2 separate regions of the Homo sapiens genome follow, and region 1 is linked to region 2. Evidence: read pairs that join two places in POLR2A ChIA-PET (ENCODE). Cell type or tissue: K562. All regions are shown on one strand. Each heading gives the region's core, and the rest is flanking DNA. Links, peaks and the distances in the headings are about the cores only. Region 1 has its middle 43 kb from the start of PPP1CC. Region 2 has its middle 26 kb from the start of PPP1CC.

What was found. Peaks named below come from ENCODE experiments on the same cell type or tissue, not always from the same donor. Only the 100,000 strongest peaks of a DNase experiment are listed, where the experiment ranks them.
Region 1: POLR2A ChIA-PET joins it to region 2 with 5 read pairs; 6 of 35 experiments call an interaction of 5 or more read pairs at or near these places.

What each region holds. Positions count from the first base shown.
Region 1 is chr12:110,782,758-110,788,135 of GRCh38, reverse strand. No RefSeq gene overlaps it. Among named protein-coding and RNA genes, the nearest start is that of PPP1CC, 43 kb to the right of the region's middle. In K562, for the core only: no CTCF peak of the experiment used is centred there; a DNase peak (open chromatin) is centred at 2,675.
Region 2 is chr12:110,713,866-110,719,243 of GRCh38, reverse strand. It overlaps a transcript of PPP1CC not described here. Among named protein-coding and RNA genes, the nearest start is that of PPP1CC, 26 kb to the left of the region's middle. In K562, for the core only: no CTCF peak of the experiment used is centred there; no DNase peak of the experiment used is centred there.

The DNA of each region.
Region 1 (5,378 bases), core at 313-5,312, 69 kb before region 2:
TCAGAAACAGAATCTCTATCTGACCTTCTCCCCTTCTTTCACCTGCTCCATTCTCTCCCCAAAGCAGAAATCTTCCCCCACCTTTCTATCTCGGAGCTGACCATAAGGAAATTCTCTGACCTACCTTGTCTGATAGTAAAATCATAAGACCCTCATTTCAGAAGGGGTCCTGCCCCATAACGCAGAGGAAAGAAGGCTGCACAGAGAGGCCAAGAAGAATCTGAACAGACAGGCTTGCTGGGTTTCCCCCCTCAGTCTACTAGCATTAGACCATTTGCCCTTTTTGTCCAGTCACCTTTCTACACAGTTGTCGGTCATGTCTATCCCATAAAATCTTCATAAAAGGGCCGGCTGCGTGTGCTAGCCTGTAATCCCAACACTTTGGTAGGCCGAGGAGGGCAGATTATCTGAGGTCAGGAGTTCAAGGCCAGCCTGGCCAACATGGCGAAACCCCGTCTCTACTAAAAATACAAAATTTAGCCAGGCATAGTGGCATGTGCCTGTAATCCCAGGTACTCGGGAGGCTGAGGCAGGAGAATCGCTTGAGCCTGGGAGGCAGAGGCTACGGTGAGCCAAGATCGTGCCACTGCACTCCAGCCTGAGCAACAGAGCGATACTCCATCAAAAAAAAAAAGGCCCAACAGGATAGGGTTTGTAGAGCTTCTGGACAGCCGTGCATGTGGGGGTTCCCAGGGAATGGTGTTCTCTCCCAAAGGCTGTTGGAGGGCAGGGAAGCTCCATGCCCTTTCTCCCTTACCTCAACATATGCATCTCTTCATCTGTATACTTTGTAAAATCCTTTATAATAAGCCAGTAAATGTATTTCCCTGAGTTCTGTGAGCCACTCTAGCAAATTAATCAAACCCAAAAAGGAGGTCATGGGAACCCCATCTTGAAGTAGGTCAGTAGAAGTTCTGGACGCTGGGACTTGCGATTGGTGTTTGAAGGTGGGGGGCAGTCCTGGGGACTGAGCCCCCAACCTGACACCTGGATCTGACACCACCTGCAAGGACATAGTGTCAGAAATGAATTGGAGGATGCTCAGTTGGTGTCCACTGCAGACTCGATTGCTTGCTTGGTGGTGGAGAGAAACCCCTATGCATATGGTCACAGAAGTCGCCTGTGATTGTTGCAGTTGAAGAGTGAGAGCAGAGGAAAAAACTGAAAATGAAAAAATTGAAAATTGAAAAACTTTTCAATTTTTTCCTCACTCTCAGAGGTGGGTACCCGTATCAGCTCAGGGTTTTTGTTGTTGTTGTTTGTTTTGTTTTGTTTTGAGATTGACTCTCACTCTGTCACCCAGGCTGGAGTGCATTGGCACGACCTCGGCTCACTGCAACCTCTGCTTCCCGGGTTCAAGAGATTCTTCTGCCTCAGCCTCCTCAATAGCTGGTGCCCACCACCACACCCACCTAATTTTTATATTTTTAGTAGAGATGGGGTTTCACCATGTTGGCCAGACTGGTCTTGAACTCCTGACCTCAAGTGATCTGACCACCTTGGCCTCCCAAAGTACTGGGATTACAGGCGTGAGCCACCACACCCGGCCTCTTCAGGGTTTTTAGTAGCAACTCCAGACATATAAGCAGACTCGCTAAATTCAGCAGAAAAGAAATTCAACACGGAGAGCCATGAGCTCCCACAATTGCCTGGAAGGCACACACAGAAGACAGACACACAGTGGGAAACACACTCAGAAACCTGCCTGGGACCAGGCTGCTAAGAACCCCCCAGCTTGTGTCTCTGAACGCTGCCAGCCCACTGACTGCTACTGCTGACCCTGGAACATGGACAGTCCTGCCACTTCCACCCCACCTTCCATCCCTCACCCCAAATTTCTCTTTGTCCCTTTCTCTGACCACCCCGGGGTCCAAATCCTCTGTGGATGGGCCAGGCCCAGTGGCTCATGCCTGTAATCCTAGCATTTGGGGAGGCCAAGGCAGGAGGAGCATTGCTTGAGCCCAGGAGTTCGAGACCAGCCTGGGCAATATAGCAAGACCCCACTCAAAAAAAAAATCATCGGTGGGTGCAGCTGATTAGTCGGTTACAACGGATGCTGGGAAAGGGTGTACAGGCAACCCGGCTTCCTTGAGGTGTGCTCTGCCTGTCCCCCTGAGAGCCATCAACCAGAGAAGTCACAAATTCAGCATGGGGAGACAATCGCTGAGCAGCGGAAACATGGAAAGCCCACAGTGTTTACTTTGCCAGGTATGTCAGAGACTAGGGGCAGGCACCAAAGTGGATCCTAAAGTCCTAAAGGATCTTTTTTTTTTTTTTTTTTTTCTAAGAAAGGGTCTTGCTCTGTTGCCTAGCTGGAGTGCAGTGGTGTGATCATAGCTCATTGCAGCCTCAGCTCCTGGGCTCAAGCGATCCTCCTGCCTCAGCCTCCAGAATAGCTGGGACTACAGGCACACACCACCACGCCTGGCTAATTTTTGTATTTTTTGTAGAGATGGGGTCTCACTGTGTTGCCCAGGCTGGTCTCAAACTCCTGGGCTCAAGCCTCAGGAAGCTGAAGCCTCAAACTAGTACCTCAGCCTCCCGAAGCACCGGAAATAGAGGTATGAGCCGCTGCGACCGTCCCTAAAGGATCTTACCTGCCAGCTCACACTCCCTTCCCCAGATGAAGCCTCTGGACCAGATGGGCCCCTGACTGGGGCAGCCATGGCCACCTGATCCAAAGCCATCAACCCATTGGCTGGCCAGTAGCCAAGTAGAGCCTCTCCCACGAGCAGAGGCTCTCAAGCTTTCTCCATTCCTGGTGTCCTTAGAAGGTCAGGGTTTTCAGCCAGGCATGATGGCTCATGCTTGTAATCCCAGCACTTTGGGAGGCCAAGGCGGGTGGATCACTTGAGGTCAGGAGTTCAAGACCAGCCTGGCCAACATGGTGAAACCCTGTTTCTACTAAAAGTACAAAAAAATTAGCTGTGCATGGTGGCATGTGCCTGTAATCTGAGCTACTCGGGAGGCTGAGGCAGGAGAATCACATCGCTTGGACTTGGGAGGACGAAGGATGCAGTGAGCCGAAATCATGCCATTGCACTCCAGCCTGGATGACAGGGTGAGACTCTGTCTCAAAATAATAATAATAAATAAATAATAGTCAGGGTTTCAGCCAGGTGCAGTGGCTCACACCTGTAATTCTAGCACTTTAGGAGACTGAGGTGGTGGATTACTTGAGGTCAGGAGTTAAAGACCAACCTGGCCAACACGTGAAACCCATCTCTACCAAAAATACAAAAATCAGCCGAGTGCGGTGGTGCATGCCTGTAATCCCAGCTACTCGGGAGGCTGAGGCAGGAGAATCGCTTGAACCCAGAAGGCAGAGACTGCAGTGAGCTGAGATTGTGCCACTGCACTCCAGCATGGGTGACGGGTGACAGAGCGAGATTCTGTCTCCAAAAAAAAAAAAAATGGAATCTTAGGGTTTTCTTTTTTTTTTTTCAGGGTAGCCTTAGGCCAAAAGAAATACCTAACAGTTCCACTTGTTAAGTAGTTACATCAAGCAACTTAATAACTATTTGTGGCCTAACAACTTAGCAGCCTTTTGAAAAGATAAATTGAAAGAAAAAATATTTTTCATTCATTCTGAAATATCCACACTTGCTGTCGAATGGAAAGTGTGTGTCTGTTGGGCACTGCACAAATTCTCGAACCTTGGAATCAGATCAGGGCACTGCCTCATTTCCTGTTCCATGCTGATTTTCGGCTACTAATTGCTTTTTATTACAGCAATCACAGAAAGCCCAGCTTGCGAAAAGATGACATTGTGGAAAGGGATGTAGTGCGGTCTAACGCTGAAACTGTAAGCTCCTTCAGCCAGTAGTTTGGGAAGCATCTGAGAGATGTGAACTTTCACTGTATTTGCTTTGAAAATGTAAATATCCCCTGCTGAACCTGTGAGTTTGTGGGGAACCCCAGCGCCTTGGTCCACAATTTGAAAATTGCTGCTTTCAGGGTGTAAACTGAGAGACAAAGGCAGTAGCTGGCCAAACAATGATGGAATCAGGGAAGAGATGGGTGGTTTCAGCCTGAGGCATGCTGACGACCAGGGAAAAACCTATCTGCAGAGAGAAGAGGGGGAATCAAAATAAAGATGAGAAGCCAGGAAGTCCTAGAAGGAAAAAAAAAAATGCAATTATCTTATGCGGTATTTACTGCAACTGGATTGCACAATCTGGCCCCTGAATCCATTTCTCTCTTTTTTTTAATTTTTGTTTTTTGTTTTTTGAGACGGAGTCTCTCTGTCGCCCAGCCTGGAGTGCAGTGGCGTGATCTTGGCTCACTGCAACCTCTGCCTCCAGGGTTCAAGCGATTCTCCGGCTTCAGCCTCCCGAGTAGCTGGGACTACAGGCACGCACCACCACACCCAGCTAATTTTTTGTATTTTTAGTAGAGACGGGGTTTCACCATGTTGGCCAGGCTGGTCTTGAGCTCGAGACCAGCCTCAGCCTCCCAAAGTTCTGGGATTACAGTCGTGAGCCACTGCGCCTGGCCCTGAATCCATTTCTCATGTCGAATTTATGGTTGGTGGCCCTAAATGAGTGCCTCCCACACCTTTTCCCAGATCCAGGAAATAGTGGCAACTCCATCCTTCCAATTGCTCAGGCCAAAACTTTGGATCCTCCCAGACTCTTTTTTCTCCCATTCCATGCCCAATTCCTTACCGAATTTTGTCATCTCTGCCTCCAACACACAGCAGTCCCCCGTTATCCTCAGGGGACATGCTCCAAGACTCCCTGTGGATGCCGGAAGCTGAGGACGGTCCTTGAAGCCTGCATAGACTATGTTTTTTTGATCTGATAACTGAGACAGCTACCAAGTGACACAAAAGGATGTTTCACGTCCCAAAACGGAGGACAGGCAGGATTCCATTATGCTACTCAGAACGGCACTCAATTTAAAACTTACAAATTATTTATTTCTGGAATTTTTCTATTTTATGATTTTCTGACTGCGGTTGACCATGGGTAACTGAAACCACGGAAAGTGAAACCATAGAGAAGCGGGGGACGACTGTAGATCTAAAATCTGACCACTTCTCCCCATCTCCAAGTTACTGGTCCATCACTTCTCACCTGGGCAAGGCAGTTCTGGGGTCCAAACTCTCAGATGAACCCATCTCACTCAGAATAAAAGCCAAAGCCCGTAACATTGCCACAGGGCCCTATGGGAATAAGCCTCAGCCTCCTCTGATCACACAACCCCTTGCTCCGCTTTCACTCACACTATTCCAGCCACACAGGCCTCCTTGCTGTTCTTTTGTCTCTTTTTTTTTTTGACAGAGAACTGGAAAAGTGATTCTCGTGTCTCAGCCTCCCAGGTAGCTGGGATTAGAGGCATGCCCCACCACACCCAGCTAATTTCTGTATTTTTAG
Region 2 (5,378 bases), core at 146-5,145:
GGGACCTCATTACCTGCCTGCTCCACATTGACAATATCCAAACTTGTGCTGTTTCACTTTTACGTAATATTCTCCCAGACTTCTTTGACTATAGGAAGAAAACAGTGAATGATAATTGTGTCAAAGGCAAATTCTGCACATCTTTATGTCCTGAATGTTAATGAATTGATACTAGGATTTCAAAATGCTATAAAGTAAAATTGGGCTGCTCTACTAGGATTATATCATTATTGGAGTGTGGTATCAGGCTCAAGTTTTTCTTAAGGAACATTTATCAAGTACTAAGGATTATATCATTATTGGAGTGTGGTATCTGGCTCAAATTTTTCTTAAGGAACATTGGTCAAGTAGAAGACAAGATTAATCTTTGGTTTTAGGACCTGAGATCATTAGGAGAGACTCAGTTTGAAATCTGTTTGACAGCAGAACTTGAGATGTGTGTGATAACCCAAGTCTTGGCCCCTCCTACCTGATTTGAGTGAGTGACCTGAATGCTGAGCCACTGTGTTCCTAGCTATGAAACGTCCATAGCAGAAGCCGTCTCACATTGTGAATCTTGAGTGAAGTTGTGTGGTGTCTTTAGAATGCTCAACTCGGTGGTATTTGCTAAATGTTTGCTTTTGGTTATCTTATCGATCCCAGTTCTTTCGTGTCTTTGCACATCTCGGTTGGCTGAGTTTGAAGTGTCACTTGCCTTTGCTTTGCTTTGCACCTGATACCAAGCCATGGATAGCTAAGTATGTCTGAGCATTTACTGCATAAGGGAACACCATCATGGATGTTTTCAGCATATGCAAAAGAAGTAACTAGGAAAGAGGAAGTTGTAATTATTAGTGTGATACTATTCTATTAAGTGTTTTGGTTTGGTTTTGTTTTTGTCAAGTATTCTGGGTCACAAGATGACAGCACCATTACAAAACCATACAGAAAGGCAGGTGCTAGGCATCCTTAGTCGCTCAATCATCTATGTAATACCCTCCCATAGAAATTGCTGATTTGGTACACAAACTAGGCCTGCCCATGTCTAGTTGCAGTGGACAGCACAGATGCTCACATATAACCCTTGTTCTTGAAGTACCTTGATTTAAGGCCAGAGTTCTCGAGTAACATACACATAAATGGGATATGGAACACAGGGACTAGGAAAAAATTACTGAATGCTGAGCCATGAAGAAGGCACATGATTTAAACTGATGGAAAGGAATATCAATCAAATTTCTCAATGTGGGTCCATGATGAGCGTTTGAAAGGGAATTCAGTTTGCTGGGAAGTGAAGATACAAGCTACCAAGTTAAGGCATCATGATACCAAAAAACACAAAGGAACCATTGCAGGGAAGTGCTGCATGAAAAATCTTAGGTTTATTTTGGCAGTTTGCAGACACCATGTGAATTGAGACACGGAGACAAGGGCCATGTAATCCAAGTATCACCTGAAATTAGTAGAAGGGACAAAGCTGAGGATCTGCATCAGAACAAAGAAGGAATGTCTTCCTCATGTTTGGGTCTATAGAAGACATTAAAGAAAACTTCCAGAAAGTGGGTTTGAGGCCGGGCATGGTGGCTCACACCTGTAATCCCAGCACTTTGGGAGGCTGAGGCAGGCGGATTACAAGGTCAGGAGATCGAGACCATCCTGGCTAACACGGTGAAACCCTGTCTCTACTAAAAAAAATAGAAAAAATTAGCCGGGCATGGTGATGGGCGCATGTAGTCCCAGTTACTCAGGAGCCTGAGGCAGGAGAATGGCGTGAACCTGGGAGGTGGAGCTTGCAGTGAGCCGAGATCACGCCACTGCACTCCAGCCTGGGCGACAGAGCGAGACTCTTAAACAAACAAAGTGGGTTTGAAGTGCTATGTCTCCATTTTCCTATCTTGAGGAAAAGACCCAAAACTCAACCTCATGTACCAGCTGGCTTGAATCTGCAGGGGTGGTTTTGATGAGTAAGAACTTTCAGTCCTGCAAATCAGATGTATGCATCAGCCCAGACTGGAAGAACATGGCACCCTCTGCCCCAGGCTTTGGTTTCCTTCTCACCCACAGAAGAGGAATAACTAGAATACTTAACGATGGGATTGTGAGGATTAGCCCACCAAAAATCTACAACTTGCCTTAGTCATAAGCATTCAGGAAACAGCCCTGGTATAAGACCAATGAATAGCCCTAAGATTTAGACCAATGGCAACACACAGGAACTTTGATTAGGAAAACTTGGGCCAGGCACAGGCAGAAGTCACTTTTCATTCATCCTTGCCAACGTGTGAGCTTCAGAAGAGTGGAAATGATGGACTATCAACACCTTCAGCCTACGACTCAAATAGAATTGAGTACTTGCATTAGTGCATCCCTGAATTAGTGGGTGGTTCATAGTTGTGTGATCACAGAGATGACTGCCATCCCATCTGATCAGCTGTAGCTCCAACGGACTTGTTGTCATCCAGATGTATTACAAGTATTCCAATAATTTCAAACACAGGTAAGTATTTCAGTTGTGAGAATTATGTCAGTTATTTGAAAGATAAATATGTTAGAGGATTAAAGCACTTCAGTTAATCATGTAAACAGTTTTGTAATCAAAAAGTTAAAACTAGGCTGGGTGCAGTGGCTCATGCCTGTAATTCCAGCGTGATTGGGAGGCCGAGGTGAGTGGATCACTTGAGGTCACGAGTATGAGACCAGCCTGGCCAACATGGTGAAATCCTGTCTCCATTGAAAATACAAAAATCAGCCAGGTGTGGTGGCACATGCCTGTAATCCCAGCTACTCGGGAGGCTGAGGCAGGAGAATCGCTTGAACCTGGGAAGCAGAGGTTGCAGTGAGCCAAGACTCTGCCACTGCACTCCAGACTGGGCAACAGAGCGAGACTCTATCTCAAAAAAAAAAAAAAGTTAAAACTAAGAAAGTTTGCAGTAATAGGGAAATAGAATTTTACCTACATAAGTTCAAGAACTTTATACTCTTGAACTAACAAAAGTTTGTAAGAATTTTAAAATATAAGGCATGCAAAATATCAGGAATGAATCAGTACGGCAAGTCTTTTAAGTGCATCTCAGAAAGCATCCTGAGGCACTGCCCAAAGCTTGAGATTGAGGGGTTGTGTAAAGGCACTGGCATCAACCAGATTTTTTAAGTCTAGGAATTGAGAAGGAAGACATAAGTCTTTACCTTGCTATTGGGATGGAACAACCAATTTGGTGGTAGGACCAGCCAAAAAGCAACTTGCCTTTCCACCAACCTCAAAGTGAGCATCTATTTAGTATTACAAACATGCAGATACCGCAGGAGCAATAAAGCGACAGGTGGTGCTAAGAAGGTAGCATACTGGCCGGGCACGGTGGCTCACGCCTGTAATCCCAGCACTTTGGGAGGCCAAGGCAGGCAGATCACCTGAGGTCAGGAGTTCAAGACCAGACTGGGCAACATGGAGAAATCCCATCTCTAATAAAAATACAAAATTAGCCTGGCATGGTGGTGACACATGCCTGTAATCCCAGCTACTCAGGAGGCTGAGGCAGGAGAATCGCTTGAACCCAGGAGGCAGAGGTTGCAGTGAGCTGAGATCGCACCATTGCACTACAGCCTGGGCAACGAGCAAAACTCCGTCTCAAAAAAGAAAAAAAGTAGCATACCAGCCCAGCATCAAACTTGGGAGAATTCTGATGATTGTAATAATTAAATGGTATCAATTAAATTTTTTTCCAGTATGGGCAACATGGTGACACCCCGTCTCTATTAAAAATATAATAATACAAAAAATTAGCCAGGCATGGTGGTGCACATTTGTGGTCCCAGCTACTTGGGAGGCTAAGGTGGGAGGATCGCTTGAGCCTGGGAGGCGGAGGTTGCAATGACCTGAGATCGCGCCACTGCACTCCAGCCTGGGCGACAGAGTGAGACCCTGTCTCAAAAAATAATTTTTGATAGAATTTCAAATTCATTCTTGTGTTCCAAACAATCAGTTTCCTAATAGCGATATTTAGCTATGACCACCAAATACTGATTTTAATACTCATTCAGCCAAAATGCATATTTGGTGCAACTCTTGAAACAATTCTAAAATGTCACTTAAAAGTGCGTATTCCTTTTTTTTTTCTAGCCACCCAATTAGCACAGTATCAAACACCATGTCTCCCAGAGAGGACCATCCCACACACCAGTTGTTCAGGGCTGGTGAACAAGAGAACAGTAAACTGGTCGTTATATTCTTGGACAGACTGGCTTGACCTTTCCCTGGCAAGTTAGGTAGGTGTGGCAGAGGGAGCGGGTGGGATAAAGGGTGTTTTTGCTGAGGTTGGCAGAAGATTTTTACCATCTGATGGGGCTTTGCTCATTCACCAGCTCCACAAGCCCCTCAAGGAGTCCTGTTCCATACCTGCTGTTAGTTTACCATAATGAAATCACTTCCCAATTTTTTTTTTTTTTTTTTTTTTTTTTTTTTGAGACAGAGTCTTGCTCTGTCGCCCAGGCTGGAGTGCAGTAGTACCATCTCGGCTCATTGCAAGCTCCACCTCCCGGGCTCAAGTGATTCTCCTGCCTCAGCCTCCCAAGTAGCTGGGATTACAGGTGCGTGCCACACACCCAGCTAATTTTTATATTTTTAGCAGAGACGGGGTTTTACTACGTTGGCCAGGCTGGTCTCAAACTCCTGACCTCAAGTGATTCGCCTGCCTCAGCCTCCCAAAGTGCTGGGATTACAGGCCTTCCCAAGTTTTGATTACTGACCTACAAACACCACATATCTTCTCTAGTGCTTGCCCTTCAGATTGAGAGGTGGAATGGACAGATCGTAGACTCACATGGTCCTCCGCTCAGGAGGCTGTCCAGCATAAGTGAAGGACCCAGATTCAGCGTGGATCACAGGGTTAGCTGGATTTTACTCACTAGCTTGGCTTAGATTGGTTTCAGATCTGCCCCATGTTCCTCTCACTGTTCTAGGGCCATTGGGTATTACTTAGGAGGGTGGACTGAGGAGAGGAGAGCAAGCAGGCAATCTTAAGATTTGCTGCAGTGCAAATTACTCATTGGGTGCACATTTTGGTTGCCATGAATGCTGTGTTTTTATACTTTTATTTTTAGAAGCCATAATCTTGCTGAGGTCAATATAATCTTGCTAGAATGAAAGTTTTTTTGTTTTCGTTTGTTTTTGAGTTGTAGTCTTGCTCTGGCACCCAGGCTGGAGTGCAGTGGCACAATCTTGGCTCACTGCAACCTCCACCTCCCAAGTTCAAACGATTCTCCCACCTCAGCCTCCAGAGTAGCTGGAACTACAGGTGCCCGCCACCACGCCGAGCTAATTTTTGTACTTTTAGTAGAGACAGGATTTCACCATGTTGGCCAGGCTGGTCTCAAACCCCTGGACCTCAGGTGATGCGCCTGCA